Regions from separate parts of the Homo sapiens genome. Here region 2 is linked to region 1. Evidence: chromatin loops called from intact Hi-C (ENCODE). Cell type or tissue: pancreas. All regions are shown on one strand. Links, peaks and the distances in the headings refer to the core of each region. The heading gives the core; the rest is flanking DNA.

Region 1 (10,630 bases), core at 1,526-9,525:
CCCTGTAACAAAAGACAGATTAACAAAATAAAACACATACAAATGTATTTAATGTAAGTTTTATGTGACACAGGAGCCTTCATAGGGAAATGAAGATTCAAAGACACAGTTAAACTCAAATGTTTTTAAAAAATATTTTAAAATTTTTATTTGAGATGGAGCCTTGCAGCATTGCCCAGGCTAGTCTTGGACTCCTGGCCTCAAGTGATCCTCCTTCCTTGGCCTCCCAAACAGCCGAGATTATAGGCATGAGCCACTACATGCAGCCAAACTTGAGTGGTTTTTTATAGCTGGTTTGATCAAGAGTGGACAGTTGTGGAGAAATATGAGTGGGAAAAAAGGGTATGATCTAATGGTAATAAACTTGGGGAAACTTAGCAAACCTATTTGTTCAAATTCTTCCATGTCCCTGTGTCTTCAGAGATTTTTTCTTTCTGGGTATAGGGTGGGTAGCTTTCACATGAGATTCTTATGCCCTGCTTCAGGAGAGGACAAATGAAGGCCAGAGAGACCTTCCTGTTTCTGCTGTTTTCACACATTCCTTCAGCTTGAAATATTCAGTATGTCAAGGTGCCATACTTTGGGGTAGGGTGTTTGGAAATCACCAGTGCATTTCAAAAGGAATATGAAGACGTTACCAGTGGCTATAAATACATAGAGTAATGGTCATTTTCTTTTCTTTTCTTTTCTTTTTTCTTTTTTTTAAGCAAAGACTCTGTGTACCTTCTATCTGGTGTTAGTTTGGTTAGGTTCTTTTAGTTTTGTAGAATTGTTATCTTGCTGTGATTATGTTCTTTTAACACTAAGGAAAACCATGTAAAAAGCAGGGTGTTCAAAATTCTGGGGACTAAGACTTGGAAAGAAATAGGCCCAGCAAGCCAGTTCCGCAGGGCTGTCATTAGAGAGTTGACTTGGGTGGCACAGAAGGCACCATAGTGCCCTCTAAGGGTGGTAGTTACTGAATTATTGTACTTCGCTGACATACTGTTTACTCATTAAAGGTCTTGGAAAAGCAGAATTTTAACTACCTTTGCTCCAAGAGAATAAACTCTATTTAGAACAAGGGAAAGCTTTCTATTTTTACCCAGGAAAGAGCTAACCCAGGTGTGGACTGGGAAAAGACAACTTCCTAGGTTTTCACGGTGAGGTTCATTTTGTGATCTGGTAACAGGTCATAGAATATCACATCCTTACACCCTACACCGTTAAGCACAAAAGACTTCCAAGGAAGATTGCAATGATTTTTGGATAGCGCTCACCTCTGCTTCTCTATTTTATTTCAAATATTTCAAATATTACAGAGTTGATAGCATCACACACACACACACACACACACACACAAACACACAAACACATTTTAGAGATTTTTTTTTAACAGTAGTTTGAGGTTCACAGCACCCATCACGTGCATGGCTACCCCACTATCAACACCTCCCATCGGAGTGGCATTTTTGTTGCTTGATGAACCTACAGTGACATGTCATTATCATCTAAAGTCCATAGTTTACATTAGGGTTCACTCTTGTTATACCTTCTATGGATTTAGACAAATGCATGGTGATGTGTATCCACCATTGTACTATCATACAGAGTAATTTCACTGCCCTAAAAATTTTCTGTGCTCCGCCTAATCATCCCCCACCCCCAACCTCTGGCATCACTGTTTTTTTTACTGTATCCACAGTTTTGCGTTTTCCAGAATGTTATATAGTGGAATCATACAGTATGTATATTAAACTAAACATGCTCTTATAAAACTAAACATTTTTAGCTTTTTAGGCTTTTCAGATTGGCTTCTTTCACTTAGTACTGTGCATTTAAGTTTTCTCCATGTATTTTCATGGCTTGACAGCTCATTTTTTTTTAGCACTGAATAATATTCCAGTGTCTAAATGTATCACAGTTCATTTATTCATTCACCTACTGAAGGATCTCTTGGTTGCTTCCAAGTTTTTTAGCAATTATGAATAAAGCTGCTATAAACATCCACGTGGGCCAGGTGCGGTGGCTTATGCCTGTAATCCCAGCACTTTGGGAAGCCAGCACGAGTGGATCACTTGAGTCCAGAAGTTTGATACTAGCCTAGGCCACTTGGCTAGTGGTGCGTGCCTGTAGTTCCAGCTACTCAGGAGGCTGAGGTGGGAGAATCACTTGAGCCAGGGAGGTTGAGACTGCAGTGAGCCATGGTGGCACCACTGCACTCCAGCCTGGGTGACAGAGTGACAGAGTGAAACCCTGTCTCAAAAACAAACAAAAATCCATGTGTAGGTTTTTGTGGGGACATAAATTTTCAGCTCCTTTGAGTAAATTTCAAAGAGTGAGATTGCATGGTAAGAGTATGTTTAGTTTTATAAGAAACTGCCAAACTGCCTCCCAAGTGGCTGTACCATTTTGCATTTCACCACCAATGACTGAAGGTTCCTATTGATCTACATCTGGAATTTGGCCATTCTAATAGATGTGTAGCAGGATAACATTATATTTTACACACTTTATAGTTGAAATTTGGTTGGTTACCATTATTTATTTTTTGGTAGTTTGATTGTTCTGATTATTAGTTTTTGATGTCAGCTGGGCACGGTGGCTTACGCCTGTAATCCCAGGACTTTGGAAGGCCTAGGCAGGTGGATCACGAAGTCAGGAGTTCGAGACCAGCCTGGCCAACGTGGTGAAACTCCGTCTCTACTAAAAATACAAAAATTAGCTGGATGTGGTGGCATGTGCCTGTAATCTCAGCTCTTTGGGAGGCTGAGGTAGGAGAATTGCTTGAACCCGGGATGTGGAGGTTGCAGTGAGCTGAGATCGCGCCACTGCACTCCAGCCTGGGTGACAGAGCAAGACTCCGTCTCAAAAAAAAAATTATCAATGTCATTTATCATTAATGAATATCCAGAAAATTGTGTCAACTTCATTTGGATGTGAAAAATACTACATGATGTGCTTGCTATTAAAGAATATTTAATTAGGAAAAATGTCATTTTAGGAAACATATCTTTTTATGTAACTTATCCCATCTGTCTATTACCATGATGTCTGGGCTCTAATTTCCTCTCCTGAATTGCTTGCTCTTTCAAAGTAGAACATCATTTTGTTCACTTTTGTGTTCTCTCCAATTCTTTTCACATGCCTCACACAAAGAAAGAGTGTAATAAATGCTTGACTAAATACCTTGTATTTTAGAAAAAAAAAACCTATGATATAAGCAATTAAGCAAATCATTGGCCCACTTGTTACTTGATGAGACAGGTCAAGTACCTTGCACCTGGTAATAGAGCTAATAAGTGGTAGAACTTGGGTTCAAAATCAGGCAGTTTGATTCTAGAGTTTCCCATCCATAGTCAGGCGATGTATGTATTAGTAGCCACCCCCACCCCCTAACTGATATCTCCTCCTTTTCCCTCCTATAGGAGCAGTGCTCCCTCGTACACAGGTATCCACACCTCCTTTATACAGCCCATTTGCTGCGGGGAGCTGATTCTGTTCCTGGCTTCTGAGATGGGGCATGTACCTAGGTGGAGCCTATACCAATGAGGGACAACTATTCCCTGATCAGAGTTATTGCATCAGGGGTGGGTAGCGAGCCTGAGACCATGTTTGCTGAGTAATTTCTGGTAAAGAAGTGTCCTCTGTTTTGGAAAACTGGGAAAGCAGCTTCTTTCTCTATCCTTAGATATAAATGGAGGCAGGGCCCAGGTAGTTGTGGACAGCCCAAATAGGACTGCTGGGATTGAAGATGACATTGCCAAAGGCAGACAGATGTTGAACTAAACTTGGTCTTGGATGACACTGTTGAGCAATTGAACTGAACCAATCCTGAAACTAACCTTACTTCTAGCATTCAGTCATGTGAGCTATTAATTCTCTTTTATCATTTGAGGTTTTTTTTTCTCACCCAGTGGAAACTATTCATGGCCACAGTAAGGGAAGATAATATTTCTTTCTCAAAAGCTAACTGGTTAGAACTTTGACAGAGTATAGTCATCACGCTTGGAAAGAACTAATTAGATCTCGGTATTAAAAAGCTATGTGATAACTGGTTCATGTTATATTTACAGCTCTATATTCAAATAAAACCCAAATGTCAGATGCTTGAATATGAATATAAAAATATCAGGACCTGCTGTTACTGCAGCTGAAACTGAATTATAGCTCCCTGAGGGAGAATCAATACTTTTCTTTTAAGCCAAACTCAAGATTCCTAAATGTACTTCCAAATAACAAATAATAAATGACCAAGGAAAAGATTTTTAAAATACCTCTACAGAGGATAAAAATTAGGGGGAGAATGCTACTCGTCTGTTACAAGAGTTGGAAAAATCCTCCCTTAAGCTTTTTCTATATATCTTTATTCTCCCCCAGGGTAGAGCCAATTAAATAACTTTTATGGTGAAAAATTCAGTTGTTTGGGATTAAAAAGACAAATAATCAAAGATAAAATCATTACCTTGAGGGCCAGCCATGGTGGCTTACATCTGTAATCCCAGAGCTTTGGGAGGCTGAGGCAGGAGGATGGCTTGAGCCTAGGAGTTCCAGGCCGCGGTGAGCTGTGATGGCGCCACTGCACTCCAGCCTGGGTGACAGAGTGGGATCTTGTCTCTTAAAAAAAAATTATCACTTCGAAAGAGATTTTCTTTAAGATTTTATTTCATTGGTTCTCACCTTTAAACTAGAAGGGCAGAGCTTCTGTTGGTACAGTACTAAGAAAGTATAGAGAACAACAACAAAAATACCTTCAGAATAAGGGGAATGTGTATTGATTATTCTTGATTAGAAAACATACAAGGCTCTCTTAGTCCAAGGACGCCATTATGTTTTCCTTTTTTTTTTTGACAGAATCTACAGGCTTAATACGTTCCTTTCCAGCTTGAAAGGATCTCTCCTCCTTTCTCCCCCTTGATGCTCTATCTTGAATAGTCAAACAGAATTATAAGATGCTTTTTAAATTGGGAAGAAAACAATCATTTTCTGCTTTTGTTTTCTTTGTATCAGGCAGAGGCAAGGGCCTCCAGCCAGCTAATGTGATGGACACGGTATCTGGAGAGTCCTGCATTTCAAAACTTACTCTAAGGAAGACTGCTTTGATTTTCAAAGTCTCTAGTCTACAGAGAGATTGAGCTCTGGCTGCAAGACACTGTCTATCATAGAGCCACATGGCGACATTGCCGTAGAGAAGAGACATAAATAACCACAACTGCCAGAAAATAAAGCTGGTAATCTCTAGAAATGCCTGGATACATTAAAATGAAATATAACCCAGTACTCTGGTTCTTTAGACCCCGTTGAATACTTTGTTCTCAGTCAGCTGATAAAATTTTAATTTATTATTGCGTGTTTATGATGAAATGTAACATAACTCATTCATTGTGTCTGTTAATCCTCTCATTCATAAAAATAGCATATGTGTTGATGATCTACATTAAAGTAATTGTTTACCATGGGTAGTATTATAGCGATAATCTATAAATAATGTGAAAGTTTGTAGAAAATTAAAGTATATAGAACTGTAGAAAGAGATAAATCTTTAAATATTTAAGGTTTTGATCTGCTTGTATAATGAACTGGTGTTTTAGCCATTTGAGCCACCTAGTGGTAATATACATGAGATATGATTTCTTATTCTGAAAAAAAATGTAAAAGTTTAACAGTTTCCAATTTAAAAGGAATAAACTAAGTAAAGCGAATCATAACCATTATATATTATACATTCAGCTTTTGAATTATTACTTATTGGTAGAAGATTGACTATTAGAAAATAAATTATAAAAACAGTTCTTTGCTTATTTTGTTTCTTCTAATAGAGGCCACATAGCCAAGAAAATTAAAATTATAAAAAATTATAATTGAAGGGGATATTTGCAATATGTATAAGAAAGAAAAAGCAATCAAATATTTAGTGGACTAAAATGAATAATACACTTTCCAACTTAATTGTATTCCAATGTAACCTTTGATAAGTGGTCTTCAGTGTAGTCATATTCTCTTAAGTCTGTCTTTTAGCCAATCATTAGTCTGTCTTCTTATATTCAAGGAACAAAACTGAATCACTAATCTGCTCAGTGATCCATTAGAAATACTCTGTAACTGATCACACTGTGTCTAATTTTAGATTTCTTTTACTGGGAACTGTAGATCAAAGCAAGTTTCCATTTTGGCTCTATTCTGGTATAATAACTTCCGGCAGAGCCAAATCATGAAATACTGCTAACTTCACGTGTTAGAATCCACATTCATCTTTGCCTTGTTAACTTTTAAGGAGCTTTTTATTTATTGTTCCAAGAATGCCAGGTTCTTTGGTTTCCTGCTTTCTTAAATTGCCATGTGTCTCTAAATAGGTTTTTTTCAAAATCGGAATTAGCACAAAGATAGATAGATTTGTCTTCTTTGAATTCACCAGCCTCCCTACTTGGTAGGATTGCAAAACTATCTTATGAACCCAGCAGAGAAAATATCCTCTCTTCTTGATGATCCTGCTTGTTGGAACTCTGACCTCTCCATTTCTTCTGTGGTTTCACTGGGTAATCTGAAGACAAGTCTTCACATGTGGTTCCTGGAAGCAATGACATCTAAAGTTGATCTAAAGTCGAGAGGATTGAAGCGTGCCAGCCTGAGAGCAGACAAAACCTTTAAGGAGTAATTGAGCAGGGTAAAAAGGGAATAGACTCTAAAAGAGGAAGAGCTTCCCTGATACATAAGGCACCCAGGAAGATCTGTGGGGGAACAAGATAATGGAGGGAGAATTCTGCTACAACAGAATGGTGTCTGTTATTTTGCTCCCCTCCCTCCACCTTTTTTTAGAAATACCATTTTTCTGGATAGAATGTGTGGTTGTGGGGTAGACGTGTTTCCTAGGCTGGGCCAATCAGAGAATTACCTGAGTCGTTTTGAACTCAGCTCTAGTGAGAAGTCTGAGATATTCTCTGGTGTCAAACTCAGGAGATGTGAATTGTGGTGCTGCTTCCTGCTTTGTGGAGAAAATCAGTCCAGAAGATGAGATGGCAGCTGACAGCAGAAACAGGCAGAGACATAGAGCAGGGAACATGCCTGAGCCACGCTTTTTGGAACCAGTACATTTCCCCTTTTGCCTCAGCTAGTTGGAGTTGGGTTTCTGTCACTTACATCCCAAAGAGTCCTGATTAGTACAGAGCAGATACTGCCTGCATAGTCAAGTAACTTGTTCAAGGGTTATCAGTGAACAGAACATTCTGGAAGGTAAGGGAAAACAGCAGGTTCCAGAGTCCCAAGAATCAGGAAGATGATGATCAGGAGGAAGACCTGATAATAATCAAAACAGGGTAAGTGACTGATTTAATATTCATAAGACACAGAGACGCAAGAGGATATGAACTTTTCATTTACCTTAAAATGCTCATTCCAAACCATGCAAGTTTCCTTCATTTCTTTTCTCCATATTAAAATTTTTACTAATATATCATGATGACTAACTTTTGCAAGTAGGAAGTACCAAGATGCCTAATAATAGCTTCTGGGTTGGGGCTGATGCTAGCTGTAGCAATATCGCATCTCTTATGCCCATGGCTCTATCTCAGTAAAACTGCCCCATTTAGTAAATGAGGATTTTCCAAAACCTTCGGTCCCCAGCCGTGTTTGGTATCAGGTGACCTGCTCATCCCCATCCTGTCCCCATCTCACTCATAGTTTATTAGGCCAATTTGAAATTTCAAAAGTAGAGTCTTCATGAAATGAAGACTAAACACAAAATTCCAAAACGAACTTCAAAAACCCACAAAGACTGCAGAACCGTAAGTAAACTTACTTAGGGAATATGAGGGAGCAGGGCTTTTCTTTCTTCTGGGTGCATTTTTAATGCAGAGTCACAGATATCAGCCAATGCTAGGGTCTAGCTCCTGTTCAGGTGGCCTTGGTTTCCCATCTTCATCTCATTAGCCACAGGCTCTTTGAATGAGCTTATTAACTATCATGGCTTTAGCTTCCACCAAGGTGCTAATGGCTCCCAAATTTCCATCTCTAGTACTAAACTCTTTCTTTCTTTCTTTTTTCTTTTTTGAGACAGAGTCTTTCTCTATCACCTAGGCTGGAGTTCAGTGATGAGCTCTCAGCTCACTTCACCCTTGACCTCTGAGACCCAAATGATCCTCCCACCTCAGTTCCCCAAGTCACTGGGACCGCAGGTGTGCACCACCATGCCCAGCTAATGTTGTTTCTTTTTTTGTAGATACAGGGTCCCCCTATGTTGTCCAGGCTGGTCTCAAACTCCTGGGCTCAAATGATCCTCCTCAATAATAACTTAATTGTATATTTAAAAATAAGGAATGTAAATGGATTGTTTGTAACTCAAAGGGCAAATACTTGAGGGGATGGATAGGGTTATTCTCCATGATATGCTTATTTCACATTGCATGCCTGCATCAAAACATCGCACATACTCCATGAAAATATACACCTACTATGCACCCATAAAAATTTAAAACCATAATTTAAAAAAAAGAGATCCTCTTGCCTCGGCCAAAGTACTGGGATTTACAGGCATGAGCCACTGTGCCAGGCCCTAAACTGCTTCTCAAACTCAAGACCTGTGTATATAATTGTGTACTGGACACTTTTTCTCATAAGTCCCAGGGAAACCTCGAAGTCAATGCGTCTCACAATGAAACTCTTCCTAAGTTCTTCATAGTCCCTGTGTCAGGGAGTAGTATCATTATCTACCTGATTGCTTAAGCCAGAAACCTGTGAATCATCAGTGATGCCCTCACTTATTGTCCCCTATGTCTTCTCAGTCATTATGATACTTCAACGCTATTTCTATTATTTCTGAAAAGCACCTCTTTCTATCCCCAGTACTACATTCTTAGTCAAGATTCTTCTTACTTTTTGTATGTCTTCTTATAACAGCCTCCTAATTTCTTTTCTCAGCCTTGAGTTATTCACCTCTCACTACCATTCTCCTTTCTGGAGTTAACTTTCTAAATTGAAGATCTCATAATGTCAGTTTAAAAATCATTCATGAGGCTGGGTGTCATGGCTCATTCCTGTAATATCTGAACTTTGGGAGGCAGAGGCAGGGGAATTGCTTGAGGCCAGGAGTTTGAGACCAGCCTGGGCAACATAGTGAGACCCCCGTCTCTATTTAAAAAAATGAAAATGAGGGCCAGGAGTGGTGGCTCATGCCTGTAATCCCAGAACTTTGGGAGGCTGAGGTGGGCGGATCATGAGGTCAGGAGATCGAAACCATCCTGGCTAACACATTGAAACCCCGTCTCTACTAAAAATATAAAAAAATAGCCGGGCATGGTGGCGGGCACCTGTAGTCCCAGCTACTCGGGAGGCTGAGGCAGGAGAATCACTTGAACCTGGGAGGCAGAGCTTGCAGTGAGCCAAGATTGCACCACTGCACTCCAGCCTGGGCAACAGAGGGAGATTCCATCTCAAAATAAATAAATAAATAAATAAATAAATAAATAAATAAATAAATAAAAAGAAAGCGAAAACATTAGCCAGGTGTGGTGGTGCAAGCCTGTAGTCCTAGCGATTTGGGAGGCTGAGGTGGGAGGATCACTTGAACCCAGGAAGTCATGGCTGCAGTGAGGTATGATTGCACCACTGCATTCCAGCCTGGGTGACAGAGTGACATGCTGTGTCAAAAAAAAAAAAAAAAAAAAAGAAAAGAAAAAGAATATCTTGCATGAGATCATTTGCTAAGGAGCCATGAGTTCTTTTGCATGACCTTTCCATCCTGTCCAACATGGTGGTTAGCCAGTCCTTCCCTTCAACTCCACATTCCAGCCAGGCTAGTTGATCCTTAAATGTGCTGTGCTCCTTCCTGCCTCGGTGTGCTAGCTGCTCCTTCTATGAACATCCTCCCCACTGCTTCTGCCTGCACGGCTTCACAATTCAGCTCAGGTGCTTCCTCCTTTAGACAGCCTTAAAGTTTTTTCTCTGTGAACACGTCTACTATAGACTTGCTGTGCCATCATCTGTTTACTTCTGAGTTTCCCCAAATATGTTGTAAACTTCTTGAAGCTAAAACCAGCACCTGGATGTTCAATGAATAATCAAATAGAGTATTTTATTCAACCGGTAAGTTCAAAGATGATTAAAACCACGAACTCTTTACTAATTACCCTGTTTGGTGTTTACACTCTGGGCAGAATCAATTCTGAAACAAATAAGAAAAATGAAGATAGCAGTGGTGCTATATTAGTATTGATAAAAGACACTGCAAAGGAGGAACCTCCTGCCATTATCCACCCACTTCTAGCAGAAGAGATTGGTGGGTGAAAGAAATGAAGTATGGTAACCTAACCTGACATATGCTAGGGTGGGCGGAAGGCAATCATTGCATTCTGATGGAGTAATACCTAGGTAGAGGTTCTGCTCCATTGTTAGCTGTTAAGCAGCTGTAACAAACATTGGCAGGTGTCTGAACTTTAAAAGCCTTTGATTGTCCAAAAAAGACTGGAAAATACCTTTCCAGAAGAAAGAGAGGAGTTGTGTAGCATCCTATGAGGACTCAAACAGAAGAGTGGATGTGACTTGGATTTTTATGCTCCCAACTCAGAGGAGTTGGCCGGGTAAGCTGTTTTCAGTTTGTTTTCTGTTTTATCTATTTACGCTATTACTCAGTAACATTTAGCAGATAGCTAACAAGATA
Region 2 (10,630 bases), core at 800-8,799, 160 kb after region 1:
TTCACAAAAAAGGGGGGAAAAGATGACTGTGGGCTCTTTGAGTGGAGAGACCAAGTCTGATAGGTACAGACTTTCTAAATCCATTCTCTTGGCTAGGACTTTTCTTGACCCAGTAATGGGGAAAATGAAAACTTTGCAACTAGCGGCAGTGCTTTCACAGATAAGCAAATCTACATATAGAGGTACCCTTTATAAAAACACGTAACGATCTACCCTTTAAGGAAGCCCTTCTTAAAACTTGAACTGGAAACAACAATGAATTGTCCTTTTACTATTGATCATTAGGTTTGATAATGTCACAAAGATGTTCTTTGATGTCAGTGCAGTCCACTTAGGAAGAGTGTTCCATATATCACAAAAGATTCAGGGAATGGTCTATTGTAAGTTCCATACGAAAATCTATGATGAAGTACAGTTACCACATATAAACATATGTGTAAGTAAAATGTCCTTATTTCTAAATATAATAGCCGAGTCCAACTTTCATCACAAAATTATTGCTAATCTGTCATTATCCACAAAATAGTTGGTTATCTAAATGCTTCTTCATTAACATTTTAGTATGAAATTTAACTTGGCACTACCTTGGGAGTACTATTTATAAATGTATAATGTCAACTACTTGTTTTGGTTATGATATTTTTGAAATTTGAATTTATTGAGTTTATCAGTTTAGGCCTTCTTATCAGTTTAGGACTCCTTAAAAAGGAATTGGCCACTTCGATTTTTGTCTTCAGGGTTAACTCTATCTGATTAGAGGGCACTACACAAGCCGTTCAAATACAAAACTATTAATATATCATGAAGCATAAAATATTAAGAGCCAGCTCAAGTCCTGAGAGAAGTTACAGGCAAATGCCAGTGTTTTTTGCCAAATTTGCTATGCTCTGAAACAAGTGTTTAAAATGTTTTGATCATGTTTTCTTTATGATGAGCTATTTTAGCCCTCTTCTAAATGTCACTCTAGAAACATACCTACATAATTGAATAGATTTATTAAAATCATTTTGGCAATATTTTATAAGTGGTGTATATATATGTGTGTATCTCTGTCTATATACATATATATGCATATATGTATAGCTACATATACAAATACGTATATATAGGTATGCTATAAATATGTACAAGATTGGTGCTAACTGGTTTTCAGGGGCCTATAGGAAGGTAAGTCCTATGAGAAATAATTAATTTTTATTCTTATTCTTGTCTTTTTAAAATTTGCTTTTGTGTTACAGAAAATGAGAAGCTGCCTCCAGGATAGGGGGAGCTTGTTTTGCTGTGGAGATAGCTTCTAGAAGGACAGAATTATGATTCTCCATAGTTTTGCCAACATGTATTTGCTAGAGGGTTTGGCTTAGAAGCTTTAATGGCTATGGAGTATGTGATGAAAAGCCACTGCAGTATTAAAGTAGTTACCTTCCCACTCCAAGACCCTACTCTTTGACACCCAACAGAGCTATTCCTTCCTTGTAAACATGATGTTCTGGCTCCATAGCTATGGATTGATGTACGTGTGTGTGTGTGTGTGTGTGTGTGTGTGTGTGTGTGTGTGTGTGTGTGTGTGGCTAATTTTCTACCTGGTCCCTTTATTGTGCTTGACAATTGAACCACCTGGCCATAAGCGGCTTGTGTTTGAGAGCATAGTCATAAACATTGGCCTGTGGCCTGTTGGGCTATAATTGCAGTTGCTGGACTCTGACTCTCCTCACACTGATTAGGGCACAGTCCAGGGCACGTTGAGCTAACAGTGTTTCTGAACTCACCACCAACACATATACCCAACTTAAATGATGTGCTGCTTCCTAAGCAATGGGAAATATTTGTAATGTACTTTGAACAGTGCTTCTGAGGTCCAAACCCCCAAAATTTAAAACATGTACATGGTAATAGACCAATGCGAAAGAAATCTCACAGGTTAAGGGCAGCAAGTGATGTTTCTACGGACAGTTCAAATCCTCACTCAGATTGAGTCACTGTTTAGCCATTGGTAGTTACTGTTTTCAGAGTTCATTTTTTCCTCTCCTTTTCTTTCCCCTCTTTTTTCTCTTCTCTTCCCCTTTCCATCTTTTCAGTTTCATACATACATACATATGCATGTGTGCATGTGTATATACGTGCACATGTGTATATATGTGTAAATATGTGTATGTATATACACATTTGTTTCACATATATGCTATAGGGTTCAGCTTAAAACAGATTTTAAAATGTTATGTTATACTCTTTAAAAAATAATTCAGTCAACATATATTTATTAAGTGCCTGCTGTTTATACCAGGCACTGCACTGGGTCCTAAGAAAAGAAAAACAGAATTCCTGCCCTGGAGGAGCTTGTAAGTTGAGAAGGAAGGCAGACATACAAACAACCAATCACATCAGAAAGTAAAACAGTTGTTGTAGAGTTGTGAACAGAAGGCAGTGGGAAATAAGGAAGGAGGGCTTAGGCTTGCCACATCAAATAAGCATTACTTACTGTGGCATGTTAGCCAGGCTGATACCTGCTAATATGGCATCACTTACTTGCTGCATTGAACGCTTGGAACGAAAACTGTGACCCAACAAAGAAGGTTCCTGTGTACCAGCATAGCTGCCTCTTGACAATTTTGTTTTCAAATCATGCCTTTAATTTGTCAATGACTTGCCTATTCCCACACTATCAATCTGAATTAGCATTTTCAGGAACAGTGATTCCTACTGAAAAATTGCTGCTTTTGAAAGATGCAGAACGAGGAACTAGTTATGTAATTCCTTCATGATGTCAGGGTGCTTTCACATTTGCACGTTAAAAAATAGGACGGTTACAGTTGCAAGAAGCCCTCGGGGCAATGAATCTACAGCCTTCTCTAGTACTCCTTTGTTCTAATTAGGAACATGCTGGGCTGTACGTTACTTATTTTAATTATTCTATTTATTCGTGAAATCTAATGCATCGTTAAGGATATCCATAATTTTGTCTAATTAGCTAGAATTTGAATTTTCAAATGCGGGAGTGTTTAAGATCATTAAACCTAAGACAGTAGACTAGGATCTCAGGCTTGCTTCTATTCTGTTGAGCTTCCATTTGAGAATCAAGAGTGTTAATGAAACTTTCTGCTGCTTCATCCAGATCTGACTCTACTTCAGTAACTTTAAAAAGGTTGAAAAACAGTGTATGTGGATGGAGAATATTTTTGCCTCTTTTACTTGCCACTTCCCACTCTCTACCCTTTCCATTAAAAATATTTTAATGAATAAAAAGTCATCTTGGCGATTAAACAGTGTCTGGATTCAGGAAGCAAGACGCTCGCAGTTAAAAACCGTTGCCACTCGACGGTGGCAAAATTGCTGGCTGCACTGGAGATCACTGCAGAGCGCTCCTGATGCCTCGATGCTGACGGCGGATCTGGCGCGGGCTGGGGCGCATTGCACATTCTGCTCCAGCCGGGAGGCGGCGGGCGGGCAACTCCGGGTTGGTCACTCGGCAGCCGGCAGAGGTGCGCAGAAGGCGCACAGAACCAGGCACTCAGCCTCAAGGATGTCTGGGTCTCTGCTAAGGGACAAACGCTCCAGGAACAAGGAACAACCTCTAGCCATCCCAGCACCACCTAACGAACCTTCGTTTGGCTCTCTCGCAGAAAGTCTCTTCTATTTTTGGCCCCCAAGACAATTTCAGAGAACCAGTAAAGTTGGGTGACAACGTGGATCGCTTTCTAGTGTAAGGTCCCGGGGAATGGCAAAACTCAAATGTAGCCTCACTGATGAGCTCAAGGAACTCTGCTTGGAGTTGTCACCCCTACGACTGACCTCAGACCCAGGACCCAAGGGCGGGGCCCTCTTGCATCTGGAATCCAGCCTCGGCCTTGACCCCTTTCGCTTGTTCGGAGTGCTTTCGCCCAGCTTCTGGCGGAGGTTCACGCAGGGAGGGGACTCAGGTGGAAAAGGCTGGCCCCTTTGATCTCTTTGCAGGAACTTAGTAGACAGGGGCCCCGGGCTGGAGATTTGCTTCGAGTAGGCTAGAGGCGCCCTTGGCGCACCGAAGCTGGCTGCCTTGCTGGAACCTGCCGCGGGGGTGGAGGTTGAAAGGACTCTGAGCTCTTCTTCCCCAAGCCGAACTCCCTCCTACAGGAGCGTGGAAACCAACTCTCCCACACCGTCTATCCCACTCTTCCCCCCTAAACCTCTAGCGCAGCTTTTTAAAGGCATCCTGTGCAGCCTCCAACTTTGGGGAAAGAGAATGCCCAACTCCCGCTCTCCAACTACCCGTACTGCCTTCTTCCTTTTCCTGCGGTCGCCTCCAAACTCTGCTTCCCTGGTATCCCCGCCCCGACCTGGAAGCGAGCGCCCCCGGCTGCTCGCGGCAGCCCCTCGGCGCCCGTTTGCAGGGAGCGAGCTCTGGCTCCTCACAGGATCCAGACGCGGTTCCCATCCGTCCCCAGCCCTGCAGGGCACACGCGCGCGTGCACACGCACGCGCTTACACTCCAGCTCACACTCGCGCGTCCTCACTCCCTGCACCCCACCCTCCGCGCCGCTCCTCCGCGGGGTGGGGGGTGGTGGGGGTGACGTCAGGACTGCAGTCCAGAAGAGAGCGGCTGGAGAGGGCTGCGCGCTTCTCGCCAAGCAAGCGGGAGGCGCACTGGGGCCGCCGCCGTTCCCGCGCTCCTCCCTCTCCTCTGCACCCACTGTCACGCTACCCGCCCGCGGGGGAGCCTCGAGAGCCTCCAGGTGAATTGAAAGTCGTTTCCGGGGGAGGACGGAGAGGGTGCTGCAGTCCTGGCATGCCCTGAAACTGCAAGTCGGGCAGAAACGACCCGGCGGAGGAGCAGGGCGCGCAGCGCCCTGCGCAGCATCCCCGGGCTGCCAGAAGAGGCCACCACTCGGCTGGCAGCCGCGAGCGGCGGCCGAACCTCGGCCCCAGACTCGGGCCCCCGGCACGCTCGCCCGGGAGATACCCCTTCCCCCTCTTGCGCATTTCGCAGCTGCGCTGGTGTGGGGCATGAGAGCGAGGTGGCTCCAGGTCTCCGCGGAGCAGCTGCCAGTGGGAGAGCGAGGAGAGGCGAGGGGGCGGCAGCCTCGGCCCGAAGTAAGTGCAGCAGAAGTTTGCGTCGGTTGCCCCGCCGCTCCCCCAGCGCGAGTGGGAGGCACATCTCCCCTCCTTGGATAAGGAAACCGAGGGGAGACTTACAAGGGAGCCTTGCGCGGGAGAGCAAGTGAGCGTTTCGAGAGAGGGCAAGGACCCCCCCAGGAGGGCCAGGCCGGGAGGGGTCCCGGTGCGGTGATGGGGTGCCAAAAGGAGAAGACCCCCAACTGGGAGGAGGGACTGGAGAGGAACCGGACCCCGGGGATCTCAGAAAGGGAAGGATGTGGGGAGAGTGAAGGTGGAGGCAGTCACACCTATCCTGGTGACCTTGGCGTGCCCCCCTGGAGTGGCGAGCCAGGGGCTTATATAGGTGCGACTAGGATGTTGCCTCGTTTTTCACTCGGGGCTGCGAAGAGGGCATTGCTCTTTCTGATGGCTGGAAGACAGGGGCAAGGAGAGAGAGAACCGGCCCCGAGACGGGCTGGAGGGTGGGGACACTGGGGAGTTTGGAGCTGGGGGTTCGGAGTGGGAGGTTTGGGTCTTCTGAGACGCTCCAGACTCTCCGGAGGCGGCAGAGGTCGAGGCAGGAGGCGAATGTGACGCTTAGGGTCGCTACGGTTGATGTTGGGCGCCTTTGGAAGCTGGTCATTAATTCTTGTCATCGGGAGGTTTCGCGGAGGGCGACAGCGCCCGGGAGCAGGGTGACCCCCACAGCGGCCGGCCTTCCGGCTGGCTGCCCTCCCCGCTCGCCGCTCTCCCCGCGCCGCTGCGGGTCCTCCGAGACCCCGGACTGTCCTGAGCTGCTTCGAGGGCGGGCGAGACCCTGTCTGTTCAAAAGAGACCCTCGAGACCCTCGACATTCTGCTCACTTCTTTTCGGGGGCATGTTTAGCTCTTTTGGGCTCTCTCCTTCCTAATGGGATTCTCCCAAGGAGGTTTTCTTCTTTAACTGACCCTACTTCTCATAGGGGAAAAAAGTTCTTGGAATCTGCCCTCGTCCTAGGGTCAGAGCCCTGCAGAGGGCAGGCGAGGACGGCGTGGGCCAGCTCGCCTACCCTGCTCTCACCTGGGGAGGGTTCTCAGGAATTTGATATTAAATTTGATGAAACGATCCTAGGAAAGTGGCTAAGGCATCTTCTCCGAGAGTAGGAGTTTCTGTGCTTCGGGAATGGAAATCCCACTTAGCTTCTGATACCAAGTCTACACTTCGGAGAGAGAGGGAGATAGTTAATTAAAAACTGATTCAATTGAGTTGAAGACAAAAGTCATTTGTAATGCATCCTGGTCACCCAATTTCACTCCATCCCTCCCATACACTTTATGGGGCCCAACTATGTATGTGCCAGACATTGTGCTAGATGCTCCTGCAACAGAGATGATTCATGTGTGGTCTCAGCACTTTGGGAGCTTACAGTCTGTGCTAGAAGTGGTTTGGAAAGAAGGTGAAGATGCTTGCTCTACAGGGAAGGGCAGGTGCTACCTGGTTTTAACCACAATGACTCACACTCGCAGCCCATTAAGTGTATGGACAAATATTTGCAAGACGGTATCCTCCTTGAAGGCGGGATACTGTCATTCATCTTTGATTCCCAGAGACCACCACTGCACCTGCACATAGTAGGTCATCAGCAAGTACTGTTAAATGAATAAATGAATGCATGAATTATGCATAGTTAAAAGTAACCTAACGAAAACTGTCATGCTAGGGGAACATGTCAAGAAGAGACTGAAATAAAGGGAATTGGAGAAGGCAAGAGGGAAGAGAAAATAAGGTTCATGAACGTTCGAAAGTGTATATCCTTAAACAAGTGTTTGTTTTCTATCTTTATGCAATGGAAATTACCAGCACCCATCTCCGTTCTCTATGAAATACGTGCATCTCTGAACACTTAGATTGTAAATGCCATTTTTAGAGCAGAGTCTCTGTTAACTTACCATGCAGAGATCACAATACCCTTCTCATGTGGCTGTGTTGATAATAAGATGATTGGAATGTGTCTAGGTAGTGAGGCAGATGGGTGAAAAATACTTTAGGATTATAAGAATTCCTTCACGTATCTAATAATATTTTGCTACTAATGTATGAATTTATACCCTTGTGCTTTAAACGTACTTCATTTAAACCTCATTAAAATATGCATATATTGATTTTACTAGTGAAGATTAAACACATATATGGAAGACTTTCCTTGGTTTTATTAATTGAGCCCAAGTTACTATTGCAGTACGGTAGAAGGTGATAAATTCCAAGGTGAGTAATAAGGATTCCATCCCCCTCCACCCCCTGCCAAATTTAGTTTCATTATTCATTATTTCAGAAAACTAAGGCTTCATAGTTTTTTAAAAGTGCACAACAAGGCCAGTCACAGTGGCTCACTCCTGTAATCCTAGCACTGTGGGATGCTGAGGTGGGCAGATCGCTTGAGCTCTGGAGTTTAAGACCAGCTTAGGCAACATGGCAAAACTTGTCTCTACTAAAAATACAAAAAAAAAAAAAATTAGCTGGCATGGTGATGTGCACCTGTGATCCCAGCTACTTGGCAAGCTGAGGTGGGAAGATCGCTTGAGCCCAGGAGGTCAAGGCTGCAGTGAGCTGAGATCGTGCCACTGCACTCCAGCCTGGTTGACAAAGTGAGACCCTGTCTCAAAAAAAAAAAAAAGTGTACAACAAAACTACTTACTTTTGCACTCCTTTTTCAGTGTTTATCAATGATAATTATAACTCAGTAATTTGAGTCAAGAGTTTATAGGCATTAATACTGGTTTTAGTTTTTGGAAACTTTTCAGTGCTATGTGATTTGGGGCAATTTGTAGAATATTTGTAAATTTTATTTTCTCTACTTACAAAATGAGATTATTGTAATTACATGATTTAATTAGGCACTGAAAATCAAAATATGTTGATGTAGAGCATTGCTTTGTTTGGGGCTTTGTATTCTGTAGTTAATGTCATTAATTTAGTATACCAACACTGAGAAGCAATTTGTAATTTGTGAATAGGAAAAAAATAGTATATTTTCCATTATTGAGTATCTTGCAGATATTTAAGACATCAGAGCTCTAGGAAGAGTATTGTGATTGTGGATAATTTATGGTGGCTTAAAATTTATATTGTAGAAGTAAATGTAAAGAAATACTAAAAATGGTAGCTAAATGTTGGAATTCTTTAACCAAACATTGAGATGTTTCTTCTGTGGTAGATCTTTGATTTGGATTATTTCCAGAACTGCACTGTTAGATCAAATGACAATTTGAGTGAGTCTTGAAATTTGGCAAGAAGCACACTCTAGGAGGCAGAAGTTTATTTTGGAAATTTAGTTAAGGGACAGAAATGCTGAGGTTATAGGAATGTGGGGTCGTAGATTACCGAGTTTAGAAAATATCTGGCCTCATTTTGCAGATGAGAAAACTGGAGCCAAAATAGTGAAGGGTCTGCATTTCCCAGGATCACACTCAAATGCATGAGTCCCTTATGTTGTCGACCGTAGGCTTAAGAGAAAAATCACACATTCAGGATACCTAAATCCAGGGGCAGTCTAACGGATCGGCTATCCTATTTTTTTTTCCTTTTTGAGACAGGGTCTTGCTCTATCGTCCAAGCTAGAGTACAGTGGCATGATCTCTGCTTACTGTAGCCTCAACCTCCTGGGCTCAAGCAATCCTCCGATCTCAGCCTCCCAAGTAGCTAGGACTGCAAGTGTACACCACCGTGCCTGGCTACTTTTTGTAGGCACAGCCTCCTGCCTCAGACTCCCAAAGTGCTGGGCTTACAGGCATGAGCCACTGCACCTGGCTGGGTCTGCTATCCTTGAATTTGTCTTTTCTCTCATTCTCTCTGGCTCACACCGTCCAGTTGCTCCCATCTCTGAGAGCGGTCTCCCATGCCAACCCCCTACTTTCACTGCTCCTTCTGCCTGATCAGGTCCTTCTGAGGACAGGGCAGCAAAGGACTTGGTTGGGGTCCTGTGGCTCCCAGTTTCAGACACGGGCCTGGTCCTAGGCAGAGCTGTGAAGTCAGTGAAGCTTGGACTGGGTGTTCCCCACATCTTCTTTCCTACATGTGGACACCAATGTACATCAAAGAATCACAGTTTCAGACACAGAAGGGACTGCGAAGACCATCTGGTTCATTTTAGAGATGAGGGAACTTGGGCCCAGAAAACGTTCTGTAGTTTTCATGACACAGCCATGGTCAGGATCTCCTGGGTGGTATTGGTGCTCCTTTTGACTGCTTGTGCTCTCTTCTCCATTGGATGGTGCTTGCATCTGATCACTCCATAAAGTGAGCATGTGGACTCTGGAAGGAGGCACCTGTGTCAAGTTCCAACCCTGTCTCTCCCCACCTATGCAACTATGGGCAAATTACTGAAGTTGTCCAATACTTCCCTTTCTTTTTCTTTTCCTTTTTTTTAGAGACTGGGTTTCTCTTTGTCACCCAGGCTGGAGTGCACCATTTCAATCATAGCTCACTGCAGCCTCGAACTCTTGGGCTCAAGTGATCCTCACACCTTGGCCTCCCAAAGTGCTGGGATTACAGGCATGAGCCACTGTGCCCAGCCATTGCTTTCTTTATTAATAATTTTTTATTTGTTTTGTTTTATAGCTTAATATAATTGCTTTTCCTCCAGATCGTAAGTTTTAAGAAGGGAAGGAACCAAGTGTTTCTTGCTCACTACAGGTCTAAGACCTAGCATACTGTTTGGCACACAATGGACACTTGATGAAAATTTGTTGAATAAAGGAGTAAATGAATAAAAGAATGAGTGAGTGAAGTATGCATCACTTAGATAGAACTGGAATCTTAATCATGAGAGCCACAGCCTTCTAAAGATTCTAACTGTGAAGTACTGTTTCCTTTGCTAACATTACTTTATGGATAGACGTGACCCTAATATGCCTGCTCCCTGCTTCTCTCACTTATTCCTTCTCTCAGTAAGTGGCAGCCCCATTTTTGTCATTACTTGAGCCAAAAACCTCGGAGTCATCCTCTTACAGAAAGCATTCAACCCATTAACCAATCCTGCAGCTAGGCCTTCATTATGTAATCCCAATCTGACCAGTTATCACCACATCCCTTCCTGGCAGCCGAGACCAAGCTGCAGTCATATCCCTGAATTATTGCAGTGACTTCCCAACCTCTCTCTGCTTCCATCCTTGTACCACCCCCAAAGTCTAGATTCCATACACAGCCACAGCAATACTACTAACACATAAGGCAAATAATGTGACTCCTCTGCTTAAATTTTATAATATTTTCCCATTTCTCTCATAGTAAAAAAAAAAAAGCCCTTACAATTACAAATAAGATTCTACATGATCTACCTGCTCTGACTTTCTGATTTCTCTACAACTTCCCTCTTTAATCACCATGCTTCCACCACATTGCCATCTTCCTGTTCCAATAACACACCACACTTGCTGTCATCTAAGTAACTTTGAACTTATCTTTGAACTTCTCCAGATAACCTGCTTGACTTCTCCACTTCCTTCAAATGTTTTCTCAAGTTCATCTTTTCAATAAGGTCTTTCTTGGCTACACTATTTTAAATTACATCCATCTAACTTTCTAT

The links. Hi-C counts contacts between places; a loop is a spot of excess contacts. Peaks named below come from ENCODE experiments on the same cell type or tissue, not always from the same donor. Only the 100,000 strongest peaks of a DNase experiment are listed, where the experiment ranks them.
Region 2: a loop joins it to region 1, with 2.0 times the contacts of the local background. A loop is called at or near these places in 26 of 110 quality-filtered maps.

The regions. Positions count from the first base shown.
Region 1 is chr10:23,524,670-23,535,299 of GRCh38, forward strand. No RefSeq gene overlaps it. Among named protein-coding and RNA genes, the nearest start is that of OTUD1, 91 kb to the left of the region's middle. In pancreas, for the core only: a CTCF peak has its summit at 5,558 (motif pointing left); no DNase peak of the experiment used is centred there.
Region 2 is chr10:23,690,171-23,700,800 of GRCh38, forward strand. It overlaps a transcript of KIAA1217 not described here. Among named protein-coding and RNA genes, the nearest start is that of OTUD1, 260 kb to the left of the region's middle. In pancreas, for the core only: no CTCF peak of the experiment used is centred there; DNase peaks (open chromatin) are centred at 4,481 and 5,191; H3K27me3 peaks cover 3,489 bases.